Regions from separate parts of the Homo sapiens genome. Here region 2 is linked to region 1. A link is an interaction called in ENCODE POLR2A ChIA-PET data of the cell type or tissue named here. Cell type or tissue: GM12878. All regions are shown on one strand. Each heading gives the region's core, and the rest is flanking DNA. Links, peaks and the distances in the headings are about the cores only.

Region 1 (7,842 bases), core at 1,862-6,861:
GCAGCCTCGACCTCCTGGGCTCAAGAAATCCTGCCATTTCAGCCTCCCCAGTAGCTGGGACTACAGGCGTATGCCACTATGCCTGTCTAATTTTCTCTTTGTTTTTTTTTTGTTGTTGTTTGTTTTTTTTTTGGTAGAGACGGGGTTTTGCCATATGGCCCAGACTGGTCTCTAACTCCTGAACCCATGAAATCTGCCTGCCTCGGCCTCCCAAAGTGCTGGGATTACAGGTGTGAGCCACCACGCCTGGCTCTTTCAATGTACAGAGAATAAGAAAGAAGTTGGCTGGGCACAGTGGCTCACACCTGTAATCCCAGCACTTTGGGAGGATGAGACAGGCAGATCATGAGGTCAGGAGTTCGAGACCAGCCTGGCCAACACAGTGAAACCCCGTATCTACTAAAAATACAAAAATTAGCTGGGCCTGGTGGCAGGCACCTATAATCCCAGCTACTTGGGAGGATGAGGCAGGAGAATTGCTTGAACCCAGGAGGCAGAGGTTGCAGTGAGCCAAGATCACACCACTGCACTCTACAGCCTGGGTGACAGAGTAGACTCCACATCAAAAAAAAAAAAAAAAAAAAAAAGGTTAAGATGTCTAGTCTGAGTTGAGATGTTTCCATGCATTCCAGGAAAATACTTCTTAAAAAGAGTAAAGCTCCAAATTCTGGAAAAATGGCAAAGTAGAAAGCACCAGTAATCTGTTGCTCCATCTAGAACACAATTATATGGCTGAATTTGTCTGATGTAACTAATTTTGGAACTCTAGAGTCTGTTGAAGGTTGCAAATTCCTGGGGAAGACGTATCCAATCAATTGTGGTTAATTTTGGTCAATTTCAGATCTTGCACAGTAGCAGTTACTCATTCCTCATACCCAGGCCCTGGGCAGTCAGTCATGCACTCGTTCTAGGATCAGCTTGTATGCAACCACAGGATCCACAGTAAGCAAAAACAACCCTGTCCTCCAAATACAGGGGATCTGTGCTCTAACCTCTAATTGCCACTTCTAGTCACAGAGATGCAGACAAAAAGCTGGACATTGTTGAAACTCCTTTTTTCTTGGAGGCCTTTCCCTTGACTGAAGTGGCGGCTTCCTTTGGATTTAAAAGGACAACATGTATTTCCCTTCTTTTTTTACCCTTCCTGGAGCCAGACATTAAAGACAAGAATATTCAAAAACAACAGCATATATGGGAGAAATTAGAAAGTGATCACTTATACCCAGGGTCAGAAAAAGTGCTGGCTCAGAAAAGAAGATCTGAGAAGATGTGAAAAGACCTTAAGTTTACACTTCAGCTTGATTCTTAGCACAGAGATAACCTACAACAATTAAAAAAGCAATAAACAATTAAAAAAAAAAAAACAGAAAACCTGGGGAAAGTGGAAAAATCTGATTTCAAGATTTGCCACCCATTAGACTCAAATGCACAGTTTTTTAAAAGAAAAACAAAAGGCGTGAAAGAAACAGGAAAGTAGGGCTCATAAAAGGAAAAAATCAATAAAAACTATTTCTGGAAAAAGATCTGATGACAGGCCTACTAGAGAAAGACTTTCAACAACTTTCTAAAAGATGCTGAAATAACTAAAGAAAGATGTGGAGACAGTCAAGAAAATGATATACGAATAAAATGGAAATTCTAATAAAAAGATAGAAAACCTAAAAAAATGAAAACAGAAACTCTGGAGCTAAAAATCACAATAAATGAAATAAAATGAAAAAATGTACTAGGCATATTTGAGCAGGCAGAAGAGAGAATCGATTAACCTGAAGGTTGATAATATATTATTTAATATAATATTGAAATCCAAGGAACAGAAGGGGAAAAAATGAAGGAAAGTGAGCAGAGCCTAAGAAACCTATGGAATACGATCGTGAGAACCAACATACTCATTGTCTCATTGTAGGAATTTCAGAAGAGAGAAAAAAAGAGAAAAATTAATAGCTGAAAATCTTCCAAATTTCACTATAAATATCCAAAGAGCTCAATGAACTTCCAATAAGGTGAATTTTCAAAGACACAAACTGAGATACAGTGTAATCAAGCTTTCGAAAGACAAAGAGAATCTTGAAAGCAGCAATAGAAAAGTGATTCATCACATACAAAAGATCATTAGTAACATTATTATTGATTAGTCGATCTCCTAATAGAAAATTTGGAGGTTAGGAGGCAGTGGGCCAATGTGATCAAAGTGCTAAAAGAAAAAATTCACCCAAGATTCTTATATGTAAAAAAACTGTCCTTCAAAAGTAAGAGAAAACTTAAGACCATTTTAAAAGGTGAGTAAGTTTGTTATCCCAAGAAAGGTTCAAAGATGTTCTCTGCAAGGTAAAATGAGAAGACATTAGACATAGTGTTATAATAACCCTCGGCCACGTGAAAAAATAAAGATCTTAATAATGATAAATACATGGGCAATTATAAAAGGTAGCATTATTACAACAATACTTTGTAACTCTATTTTTTGTTTTCTACATGATTTAAAGGACTAATTCATTAAAAAATCTAAAAGCGAGTATTATTATAACTTTAATTTGTAACTCTATTTTGTTTGTTACATAATTGAAGAGGCTAATGAATTTAAAATCGTTATTGGGGTTATTTTGGCACATAATTTACAAAGATATAAATTTGTGATATTAGCAACCAAAAAGAGTAGAAATAGAGCTGTAAAGGAGAATTTTGTATTTTATTAGAGTTAAGCTTTTATAAACTTAAAGTGTTATAACTTTAGGGTATCAAATGTAAGCTCCATGATAAACACAAGAAAATAATTGTAAAATAAGTACAAATGAAATTAAGAAATGAATTTATACATTTCACTACAAAAAAAAATCAACTAAACACACACATACACACAAAAACAATGCAGAAAATGAGGGACAAAAAGAGCTATGAAGGCCGGGCGTGGTGGCTCATGCCTGTAATCTCAGCACTTTGGGAGGCCGCTCACACCTGTAATCTCAGCACTTTGGGAGGCCAAGGTGGGCCGATCACGTGAGGTCAGGAGTTTGAGACCAGCCTGGCCAACATGGTGAAACCCCATCTCTACTAAAAATGCAAAAATTAGCTGAGTGTGGTGGCAGGTGCCTGTACTCCCAGCTACTTGGGAGGCTGAGGCAGGCAGAGGTTGCAGTGAGCTGAGATCGGACAACTGCTCTTCAGACTGGGCAACAGAGGGAAACTCCGTCTCAGAAAAAAAAAAAAAAAGTATGAGTCATATAGGAAACTAGTAGCAAAATTAAAAATGTAAGTAAGTCCCTCCTTGTCAATAATTACTTCAAATGCAAATGAATTAAACTCTCTAGTTAAAAAACAGAAATTCGTAGAAAGGGTTAACAAAACAAAAACAAAAACATGATCCAACTATATGGTATGTATAGCAGGTTTTACTTTAGTTATGTAGTTAGATAGTTAAGGTGTTACTATTTTTTCAATTCTTTTTATTTGCTTTTCCTTCTTTTCTTTTCTTTCTACCTCTTTCTACCTTTGTTTTCTTTTGGATGTCTGTTGTTAGTGTTTTGGAATTACTGACTTCTTCAGCTTCAAGTTTAGGTATATAAATTAGAAAGAAAACCTGGAGAACTCACCATTTTATTCCTTGGGTAACCCTGCAATCCCTAGCTAATTTACTTTCTTCTCTCCACATTTCAAAAATCCTGTGTTTGCTTTATGTATGATGCTCAGGTCTTTAGTTGTAAAATTTGTTTGGAAAATATTTTGGATAGATTTACTTTTGCCATTATTTGACTTATAATTAAATTTGTAGATATGTTATTAGAAATTACCACTGGACTGGTTTTCATATTTTTAAATATTATACAGTGGACATACTCAGATAAATTTCAATTCCAAGATCATATACAATCAACATTTTGTGGGGGAACGTCATCAGAATGGGCCTGCAGATTAGTACATGCATTCAATAGTTCATTCAACACAAAAGTGCTGAGCACCCCTTCTGTTCTGGAAGAGGAAAGGATGAAGGTTCAGAGATAAAAGAAAACACTGGAAGTGTAGGCGTGTAGACATGGATATTTTCAATGCAATGCATTCATTGGTATCATAGGGGTAAATACAAGGTATTCTTAGAGTTTGTAGGTTCTGTACATAACTATGATGTAGAAGTGACAGTTATTGAGAAAGAAAAGAGTATGTTTCTTCCAAACAAGGCATCTAAACTCAACTTGAAACGTGAATTATTGAAGCATAAAGGAGAATTCAAGTGAGGAGACCACAGAAACAAAGAAGTAACATGAGCATAGGTATGAAATATCAATTAATCTAGAAATTGAAGCTGTTTGGCAGGAATGAAACTTAGGTTGGAAGTGGTAAGTAAAAAATGAATGCTATTATATACAATGTTAACAAATTAAGATCAATAATTAAAAGCAATAGGTAGACTTTTGAAATTATTCTGTTCAAAACCATTTCTACCCATATTTTCATAGAATAGTTCATACTATGAAACGATTCATAAAATGGTTCATACATATTATAGCTCATAATTACTAGGAGATTACTAAGTCAATTTAATGAGCCTAAATCAGTATCAGTATGTACGGGAATACTGGAAATCCACATGCAAAAAAAAAAAAAGAAGAAGAAAGAAGAAAGAAGGGGAAGGAGGAGAAGGAGAAGGAGGAGGGGGAGGAGGAGGAGGAGGAGGAGGAGGAGAAGAAGAAGAAACCTTACACACATACAAAAATTAACTCAAAATCAAATACCTACATGCAAATGCTAAAATTATAAAACTCTTAGAAGAAAATATGGGGTAAAATATTCCTGGCATTGGAGTTAGCAATGATTCCTTAGATATGACAACAAATGCAGAGGCAACAGAACTTATTATCTCTGGCTCTAAGAAGATGAAAGAAGAAAAAAAGAAAAAAATAGATTAGGTAGACTATGTCAAAATATAAAACTTCTGTGCCTCAAAGATTACAGAGTGAAAAAGCAACTCAGGAAACAAAAGAAAATAATTGCCAATTACATAAGTGGAAAGGGTTTAATATTCTATATAAAGAAATATATATATGTGAATTTTTCTTTTATCGACAATCCTGTCCTTTTTAGAACAACAATTCGACTTTGCATTGGGAAAACTACACACCCTATTAATTGTGTTCTTATTGGGAATATTAAATGTGGTGCTCCAACTTGTAATTAAGAGGTTAAAGCCTATGTGTCAGTGATCTCCGTCACCACCCTCAGGTTGGATGATTTTCTAGAAAGACTCACAGAACTCAGTAAAGCTTTTATACACATAGATATGATTTATCACAGTGAAAGGATATAGATTAAATGAGAGAAGGTAATAGGTGCATAAAACAGTACAAGAAGGTCCAAGCACAGGGTTATAATTGAGGGTCAATCACATAGGCATGGGGCATCTTGTGTAACCGACCTTAGCTATTAAGTCTACAGCCATCCTCCAGAGGTCAAAATGATGTAGCATGGTCCAGGAGCCCCAGATGAATATCTGAATAGATATTCAGCATGTGTGACATTGTTAGCACAAACTATCTGGTGTGACCCAATGTCTTATGTATACAAAAACACTTTTATCAAATAGGCCATTCATTCCAAGGGCTCAATGTTTATCTAAAAGGAGCTAGTTGAGAGGAAGACCTTTCTTTCAAATGCACAAAATTTGAACACTTCATGTTTGCTGATGTAAAATTGTACTACATAGCTAGCTACATATATTGCAGGACTCAATGCAAAGTGAAAATGTGGGACCCCTTCATCAAGAAGCAGGAAATCATTGCCATTAAAGGAAGTAAATATAAATCTTTTTCTTTTCTCTACTGTCTCACATAATGTTATGGTGTCTCATATTTGCTATATGACATCATTCCAATTAAAGAAGAATTAAAACTTTTATTAGCAAAAATGTCACTATTTATCTTTATATAATAGAATTCTAGTTTTAAATGCAAATGCAATGTCATTTAACTTACATGTTGAATAATCAAACTGCACAATTTGTATTTTATAGCACGTAAGTGCATATGCATTTTGTTCTTATAAGAATTGTGAAAAAATACACAAAACTAACTCAAATGTTTTACACTACGTGCCATGCACATCTTCTACCAACATGCTCTGCCTATTCATCAGTATACAGAAGGACTGAAACAAAGAATTCTCTTTGTTTATCTTTGTGGTCCTAACTTTCTGTTTCTTTTACATCATAATTTTCAATGTTGAACATTACAGTGAAATAGCATGAATTAGAAAACATATGACTGGTTTCTTTGGTTATTCGTCTTTTTGAGAGCACCACAGTCTTCTTTTTGAAGAGTGTGGACTCTCAGCAGCACCCCTGCCTCCACACTCCCCTTGAACTTGCCTTGAGTGTCACTGAACTCTCATGTATTGTTCATGCACAGGAGTTTTATGTGCATGTGGTATTAAAAACACTATGCAATTAAGCCAGCAAGAAACTGTGTCAAATAAACCTGATGGGCATATTTCATCTGCTCTCTTTTATACTTCATTGTCTCATTGACTTCACTTATAAAAAACAAGTTCAAAGGAAATTTTTAAAAATTTTAGATGGTAACAGCAAGGCACTTAACTAAGTCTGAGGCTTTTCTGACTACATGGTTTTGTTCAATTTTTAACATCAAAAAATTGGAATGAGCTACATGTTAATATAGGGTCTATTAACTAGGGATAGAATGATAAATATATCACATTATTTTCAGTGAACTTGAAATTCATTTGAGGGTCTAGGCAATTAAGCTATCATTAGAATATAACATGAAAAATATCAATACTGGAATTGTTCAGGGTGAATTAGTTGTGGACAACTAATTCAATTTGAGTTTCAGGAAAGATTTTTTTTGAAACAAGTAATATTTAAATGACAGTCAAGGCTTGAGTAGAAATAAATTTAAAGAACATGGGTAAGGGAAAAAGAATATTTTGGGGGAGAGTGAATAGCATGGATGAATGATCTCCTCCTATTATCCTTTCCTCATACACAATCAATAGATTTCCCTCTTAAAAAAATAAAAGATACTTTACTTTTTCCAGGCTTTTAAAGATGTCTCTAGATTTGTTCATTAGTAATTAGGGTGCCATAAAACCAAGGGAAAGACATACATAGTTTGAATGGAATTTCAGAGTAAGGACTGACAGACAAACATGTTAGTTGCAATTTCAAAGCAAAACACTTTTGAATGGACCTGCTTAAAGTTTCTGAGCTTCACTCAGAAATTACTCTACTTATATATCAGACAGAAATGGAAGCTGATTTTATTCTTTTCCATATAAGTTTTTCAAAAGGAAATGGACCATAGGATTAGCCAATTTATATCTTAAGGATAATGATACCCACATATGCTGTTTATCTGGGCTCTTGGGAAAATTGTGGGTTTATTCATTTTTTAGATCTCTTTCTCACTTTTAGAAATTATTAACATTAAAGAGTTAACAGAGTTGAACACATAGACATGAATTTTTATTTATCTTTGTACATATATGTCTTAGACCCTAAAGAAAAATAAGTAAGCAAGTAGGTGACACATCTCTATTAAATACACCCTTCATTCATAAATCTAATATTACCCTTGCCAGTTGTTTTCAGCATAATTGTTGCTAGTATTAGGAAGTAAAAAATTCTAGACATTGACGTGGAACTAAGTTGAGGCCTAGTGCTTCTGTTCTGTCATCTTGGTCCTTTATATACACCCCAAAAGATATACTTCACGCAAATCACAATCTTACTGCCATTTATCTTAGAGCTGGAGATAACAAGTTAATCCATTATGAATCTCAACTGAGTTGAAAGCTTGAGAAAACAACCTAATAGGTGCTATAACAAGTACACCA
Region 2 (7,842 bases), core at 1,521-6,520, 95 kb after region 1:
ATCCATAGATGACAGTATCTGACTAATCTTAAAATTTCCTAAGTTCTTGTTTAGTCCACGGCAGAGGAAAGGATATGATGCCTTTAATCCGTTCAAGCTCAATTAGCCATTTACCTTTGCTAATTAAATGACTTGTTCTAATATTTGACTAAATAAATTTGAAGACTCCATAAACCCTTGGGGTCAGAATGTCTATCAGTATTGCTATTTTTGACTGGAGTGAGGGTCTTCACACTCAAAGGCAAATAGGTCCCAGTTGTTCTCTGCTAACGGACAAGCCCAGAAGGCATCTTTTAAGTCTATTACTATAATGACAGGGCGGGTAGTTTGGACTATCTGATTAATAGCTCGAAGGTCTTGCACTCACCGGTGTGACCCGTCTGGCTTCTTTACAGGCAGTATTGGAGTGTTATAGGGTCACAGAGAAGACTTTCAATTATCAATTATAGGTTTTAAATTTACCCTGGCTTTTAAAGGAATAGGGTACATTGCTTTCTCTTTACTACTTCTGTCTGTCTCTTTTTCTCTCTCTCTCTTTGACTCTCTGTCTCTGTCTCTTTGACTCCCTCTTTGTCTCTCTGTCTCTTTTTCTCTCTTCTAAGATTTTTTTTTTCTTCCTATGGGTCTCCTGGCTTTACTCTTTCACCCTTTATATTGCCTGGAGAGTTGGGTTCTGTGTTCTTTATAGGTTTTGGCCCCCTCGGTACTTAGGCTGGTAGTGAGTGAGCTTTTGGGATGATTCCCAAGAGGCAGGGTTATAAAGAGGAGGACAACAGGGATAGGAGAAGGGTCTGGGACAGCAGCTGCTTTTTCTTGATTTTGGTCCTTTCATTATCCTTCTAATATATTAACATACACCCTGAAGGACTACTAGAAGAAATCTGATCACCTTCACCTTTCCCTGAGTCATCTTTACTCCCTGTCCTTGTTTTACTAGAAACATTTCCCATGTTGGGTACTTGTCAGGTTCAATCTCCTGAAATTACTGGAAGGCTCAACCCCTCAAACCAGGGATGTCTTGCCTTGCCTGCCCCAGAAGACTCAACCCCTTAAACCAGGGATGTCTTGCTTTGCCTGCCCTGGGAGGTTGAACTGTTTCCTCACTTTCCCCCTCTGAAGGTCCCTCGCACACTTCTCAGTCATGTTATCCTCTCTGGCCACTCCCCAGAGGGAGAATTAGGCCCCTCTTAGCATTGGCACGCTGGTATAAATCCCACAGCAGGATCCACCCTAAGCCATATGAGGTAGCTAAGAAACTGCAGAGAGGACCTACTCACTCTGTCCAGCAGTAGGACTTGTCACCATCCACACAAACAACACCACAAGCAGGGTTGTCTGTGATTATTCATGCACACACACATTCAGCCCTCCAGAATCTGACCGCCAGGGAAGTACTTTACTGGCTCCTGTGGCTTTTGCTTCCTTGCTCTGTACACAGAGTTGTTGCCGCGGTATGTGAGAATCCTTTACCCCAGGTTGCTGGCCGGTTTCTTTCCACATTGCTGAGAGTCTGGGTTTATTTGTCACACTGGGTGGGTCTTGATTCCTCACCCCTGAGGCCACCGAAACAAGGTGACGGGACACCTCCTCATGAGAGAGGACTAGAGACCACTGCCAGAGGAGAACGGGTCCCCATACGGATTGACACCAAAATTGTCAAAATTGTTCCATCTGCGGGGAGCACCCTTTCGGCAGAAAATAAAAAGGGCCTTGTGGAGAAATCCTTTGTCTCCATGCTGACTTTTCTTCATGGCACCGATTATCTATTTCTAACAGCAGGTTTGTCTAAGCATTCCCAGCTTGAATTTTCCCTTCAGCTTCGTGATTTTAGAGGCCCAAAATATTTTTCTTTCATAAATTACTCTCATTCATCCAAACAAAACACACAAACAAAGATCATTTTGTTTTCGCTGGATGTATAGTTTTACAACCTTCTCTGCCAAACACTGAAATGTTAAAATATCTAGCAAAGACAAACATAAAATTCAGACAAAATGTGTGCTGACAATTCTGAAGGCATTTCTATTTTTATTCTACCAATAACCGTAAAGCCAGCTTGTTTAGTAAAGTTATACTTAAGTCAGGTGAACTTGCAAATTGCTTAGACTTATTTTTTTTTGCACTCTTTTACTTATAAACCAGTTTGTGCTCACAACACATAACAATAAGTGTACATACAAACAAACACATTTAGACATGTATATACACTCATAAACAAAGACCCAATAGCTTGGAACCTTAGCCATGGGATAGCAACACAAGCTTGCAGATTTTACCTTGTTTGTGCCAATAGATAATCCAATGAGGCTGTGAACCAAAATTACAGGTAAAGCAGCCTCCATGGCAGTTTGATTTTTAAAGGCCAAACCTCCCTTTTAAAGGCCACCTATGAAGGGGAAAATTTACATCTCAAAGTTACAGAACTTAGATCTAAACAAAAGCATGGTTTGTTACATAAACTTTAAGCCATTGTCTTCCCCGTAGAGTTCCTAGTGGTTTCAGTGCAGAGACAGAAATGCCCTTACAAATGGGAGATTTTCTTTAAAGATGTAAATTTCTTTTACAAACAATTTAAAAGAGTGATTTAGTTTGATAGGTAGTCTTTTAACTTGGCTTGTTCCTTAATTAGATTACTAGCTTTAGGGTAGAGCCCTTTAAGGAACAACATCAGGAAAGTTTTAGGGCCAAAACATGCAAAGAGCCAAGTAGTTCCCTATAGTAATAACCACTTACAAACAACACTGCTGTCTGCTATGACTAACACTGTAGCTCACATGACTAAAAGCCACTATACACCAGAGTCCAGTCCTCCCACAATACCAAGCATTTTCTCATAGCTCTGAAAAGCCAAAGCAATCAAGTAACATAATAACAAAGACCAAAAGACCGCAGAGCCTTAGACCTAAGGGGAATTTGTCTGCTTACAGTGCTTGGGATTCCCTGAGGAAAAACACGTTCCTCCAAACAACAGAGTCTTTGGCACCTTTCTGTTTTTCCTAAGGGATCCCAGGCTGTCAGAAATTTCATTTTTTAAGGTTCGTCTGTCCTTTGGCATCAAGGTGTTACAGGTAGTTAGACACACATGAGCAGGGCAGGAGAGGGCTCTTCCCCCACCCACTAGGAATGTCAAACGATCATTGGGTATGGTTCGACAGTTATCACACTGCCTCCCTAAAAATGATAATTTGGCAGCTGGCGCCAGGGAGAGACAATCTCCTGATGGTCCACAGCTGCCACATTAAAGTGTTAATTAAATGTAGGCACCAGAGAGAGGCAACTTCCTGGGCATGTGCATTAAGAGACAAAATGGCAAGAGTAGGACCTTCGGGGGGTATACCACTGGAAAGGGAAGAAAGTCTCACATGGGCATGCATACAATTTCCAAAACACACTGCCCATGCTCACGCCCAAAGCCTAAGAAGGGCACTGTGCATGCCGGCAGCCCACCCAAGCAAAGAATCATGGGAAAGCGGTGCAAGATGCCAGGAGAGGGTCAGCATATAAAGTCATAGGATGAAGGTTAAATGCTGCACTTGATGTTCACAATGCTCGCTTGGGTGCCTTCCAAGTGCACCTTCCTTTCTTTCATGTTCTAAAGCTTTTTAATAAATGTTTACTCCTACTCTGAAACTTGCCTCAGTCTCTGTGTTTTTCTGCCTCATGCCCCTCACTCAAATTCTTTTTTCTGAGCAAGCAAGAATTGAGGTTGCTGCAGACACATATGGATTCACCACCAGTAACTTGGTGACCTTCCATCCCTAACAAAGGGTTGTAAGAGGAAGGAGAGGCAGATAGAAGCAAATGGAGAAGCAGATAAGATTCAGTTGACTGAGATGTTTTACAGAGAAAGAAAAAGGGTATTAAAAGAATACCTATGTATACATGAATAGCCCAAATGTCAGTTTTAACAAAGTCGACTTTTGTCTATAGAGTTTTTTAAGAATAACGTTTTTCTAGTTGTAATTCCTACTGAAGCAATTTTATTCTGCTTCTGCTGCTACCTGGGCTCCAGCACCAACCAAGCAGCCCACAGAAGCAACCATCCACTGCAGTAGCCGCTGGCTGCCCTTCTTACTGCATGTGCTGTCTCTCAGCTAACAATCACTGAGAACAGGAGTACAGATGACTCTAAACACTTCACATTTTCAGGGCATCTCCATACTCACCTACAAGCATTCGAAAGGTGAGCCATGCCACTCAACATCGAAGTGGCTGCCACCTGAGATTTTGCCTAAAAATGCCTCAGGTTGTTGTGCATTTCTTGGTCTCTCAGTTCCTGGCTAGTGCTTGCCACATGTTTCACAGTTGGTGGGTCTATGGAATTGAGCTTCAGGGCCCAAGGAAGCTGAGAGGGCAAAGAAAGAGGGTGATAAATCCAGTTTCTTAGTAAGGAACATTTAATAGAGACTTATGAAGCGATGTGTATTTTGGTCAGTGATGAGATGAGATGGTGGATCCCTGCCTTTTTCTTATTATTTTTCATGTTGGAAGCTTTATGTAGTGAATTGAGATCTTTCATGTTTCATAATGTAGGCATTTAATTTTATAAAAATCTCACTAATCACTACTTTAGTTGCATCCCATACATGTGGCTGTGTTGTGTTTTTTCTTTTCCACTAAGTACAAAATAAAATGAATTTCCTGGGCAATTTCATCCTTGATCTAGTTTTTAGAAGTATATTGCTTAATTTACAAGTACTCAGGAAATTTCCAGATAGCTCTTCATTATGGTTTCTAATTTAACTCCATGTGAACACAGTATAAATTCAATTATTAAAAACTTGTTGCATCAGGCGTGGTGGCTGACATGGTTTGATTGTGACCCCATGGAAATCTCATCTTGAATTGTAACTCCCACAATTCCCAGCTGTGATGGAAAGAACCTGGTGGGTGGTAATTAAATCTTGGGGGTGGGTCTTTCCTGTGCTGTTCTCATGATAGTGAATAAGTCTCACAAGATCTGATGGTTTTAAAAATGGGAGTTTCCCTGAACAGGCTCTCTCTTTGCCTGCTGCCATTCATGAAAGACATGACTTGCTCCTCCTCACCTTCTGCCATGATTGTGAGGCTTCCCCAGCCACATGGAACTGTTAAGTCCATTAAACCTTTTTTTTTTTTTTTTTTTGGTAAATTGCCTGGGTATATCTTTATCAGCAGGATGAAAATGGACTAATACAGTAAATTGGCACCAGTAGAGTGGGGTGCTGCTGAAAAGCAGCTTTGGAATGTGAAAGCAGCTTTGGAATTGGGTAACAGGCAGAGGTTGGAATAGTTTGGAAGGCCCAGGAGAAGACAGGAAAATGCAGAACATTTGGAACTTCCTAGAGACTTGTTGAATGGCTTTGAACAAAATGCTGATAGTAATATGCACAAGGAAATCCAGGCTGAGGTGGTCTTAGATGGAGATGAGGAACTTGTTGGGAATTGGAGTAAAGTGACTCTTGCTGCGTTTTAGCAAAGAGACTGGCAGCATTTTTCCCCTGCCCTAGAGATTTGTGGAACTTTGAACTTCCAAGAGATGATTATCTGGTGGAAGAAATTTCTAAGCAGCAAACCATTCAAGATGTGACTTGGGTCCTGTTAAAGGCATAAGGAAAACAGAGCATAAAAGTTTGAAAACTTTGCAGCCTGACAATGCACTGGAAAAGAAAATTCCATTTTCTGAGAAGGAATCCAAGCCCACTGAAGAAATCTGCATAAGTAATGAGGACCCAACTGTTATTCCCCAAGACAATGGGGAAAATTTCTACAGGGCATGTCAGAGGTCTTCACAGCAGCCCCTCCCATCAAAGGCCTGGAGGTCTAGGAGAAAAAAAGTGTTTTTTGTGAGCTGGGCCCAGAGTCCCAGTGCTATGTGCAGCCTACGGATATGGTGCCCTGTTTCCCAGCCACTCCAACCGTGGCTGAAACAGGCCAAAGTAGACCTTGGCCGTGGCTTCAGAGGGTGCAAGCATCAAGCCTTGGCAGCTTCCATGTGGTTTTGAGCCTGCCAGAGCATAGAAGCCAAGAATTGGGGTTTGGGAACCTCTACCTAGATCTCACAGGATGAATGGAAGCACGTGGATGTGCAGGCAGAAGTTTGCTGCAGGGGCAGGGCTCTCATGGAAAACATCTGCCAGGGCAGTGTGGATGACAACTTGCACCATGTACCTGGAAAAGCCACAGAAACTCAATGCCAGCACATGAAGGCAGCCAGGAGAGAGGCTATACCCTAGAAAACCCATGTTAACCCACCTCTTGTATCAGCATGACCTGGGTGTGAGACATGGAGTCAAAGGAGATCATTTTTGAGCTTTAAATTTGACTGCTTCATTTGGATATTGGACTTGCATGGGACCTGTAGCCCCTTTGTTTTGGCCAATTTCTTTCATTTGGAATGGCTATATTTACCTGATGCCTGTACCCCCATTGTATCTAGGAAGTAACTAACTTGCTTTTGATTTTACAGGCTCATTGGTGGAAGGGACTTGCCTTGTCTCAGATGAGTCTTTGGACTGTGGACTTTTGAGTTAATGCTGAAATGTGTTGAGACTTTGGGGACTATTGGGAGGGCATGATTCGTTTTGAAACGTGAGGACATGAGATTTGGGAGGGGCCGGGGATGAAATTATATGGTTTGGCTGGGTTCTAACCCAAATCTCATCTTGAATTGTAACTCCCACAATTCTCGTACATTGTGGGAAGAACCTGGTGGGAGGTAATTGAATCATGGAGGCAGGTCTTTCTCATGCTGTTCTCATGATAGTGAACAAATTTCATGAGATCTGATGGTTTTAAAAATGGGAGTTTCCCTACACAAGCTCTCTCTTTGCCAGCTGCCATCCATGAAGACGTGACTTGCTTCTTCTTGCCTTCCACCATGATTGTGAGGCTTCTCCGGCTATGTGGAACTGTTAAGTCCATTAAACCTCTTTCTTTTATAAATTGCCCAGTATCAAGTATGTCTTTATCAGCAGTGTGAAAATGGACTAATACAGTGGCTCAAGCCTGTAATCCCAGCACTTTTGGAAGCTGAGGCAGGAGGATTGCTTGAGCCCAGTAGTTCAAGACCAGGTTGGGTAACATAGTGGAACCCCATCTCTACAAAAAATATAAAAATTGGCCAGGCATGGTAGTGCATACCTGTAGTTCCAGCAACTCAAGAAGCTGAAAGAGGGGAATTGCTTAAGCCCAGGAGGTGAAAGCTGTAGTGGGCCCTAATTGCACCACTGCACTCCATCCTGGGTGACAGTAAAGCCATGTCTTAAAAAAATCCAAAAACAAAAACTTGTTGAGTGTTTTTAATCCGCTACAATATTAGTGAATATTCAATGTACATGTGAAAAGAAAGTATCTTTCTTTTTTACTGTTTTTCTATCTTACTTTTTTCAGGATAAAGTGTCTTAAAAATGTCAAATGGGTAAAGTTATCTATTAGCATATGAAATCCTATATGTCCTATATATTCTTACTCATTTATCTGTTTACTTTTTCTATTAAACACTGAAAAAAGTGTAGTGAATTCTCAAAAAGTAATTGTGAATTTTTCTAATAATTCTTTTATTTTATGATTTTTTAATTCATGAATTTTAAAGTTTTGTTGTGTGACATATACATACTTTACATTATATTTGTATTGACTATTAATATTTTAATATTGATATGGTTGTATTTTTATCTACCATTGCTAGTTGATTTCTATTTGTCTTTCTTGCCTCTTTTAATCTGCACTCTTTGCCATTTTGGATTGTGGTTTTTTAATGAATTCATTCTATCTCCAATGTTAAGTTATTATTAGTTTTTATTAATATATTTTTATATATTTAAAGATAAATGTATTTAACTTACTATAAAGAACTATCAA

What was found. ChIA-PET counts read pairs that join two places held together with the same protein. Peaks named below come from ENCODE experiments on the same cell type or tissue, not always from the same donor. Only the 100,000 strongest peaks of a DNase experiment are listed, where the experiment ranks them.
Region 2: POLR2A ChIA-PET joins it to region 1 with 5 read pairs; 2 of 35 experiments call an interaction of 5 or more read pairs at or near these places.

Annotation. Positions count from the first base shown.
Region 1 is chr2:13,766,849-13,774,690 of GRCh38, reverse strand. No RefSeq gene overlaps it. Among named protein-coding and RNA genes, the nearest start is that of LINC00276, 630 kb to the left of the region's middle. In GM12878, for the core only: no CTCF peak of the experiment used is centred there; a DNase peak (open chromatin) is centred at 4,257.
Region 2 is chr2:13,671,417-13,679,258 of GRCh38, reverse strand. The region is part of intron 2 of LOC105373438 (a long non-coding RNA gene); the gene reads right to left. Among named protein-coding and RNA genes, the nearest start is that of LINC00276, 730 kb to the left of the region's middle. RefSeq lists an enhancer at 2,177-3,085. In GM12878, for the core only: no CTCF peak of the experiment used is centred there; no DNase peak of the experiment used is centred there.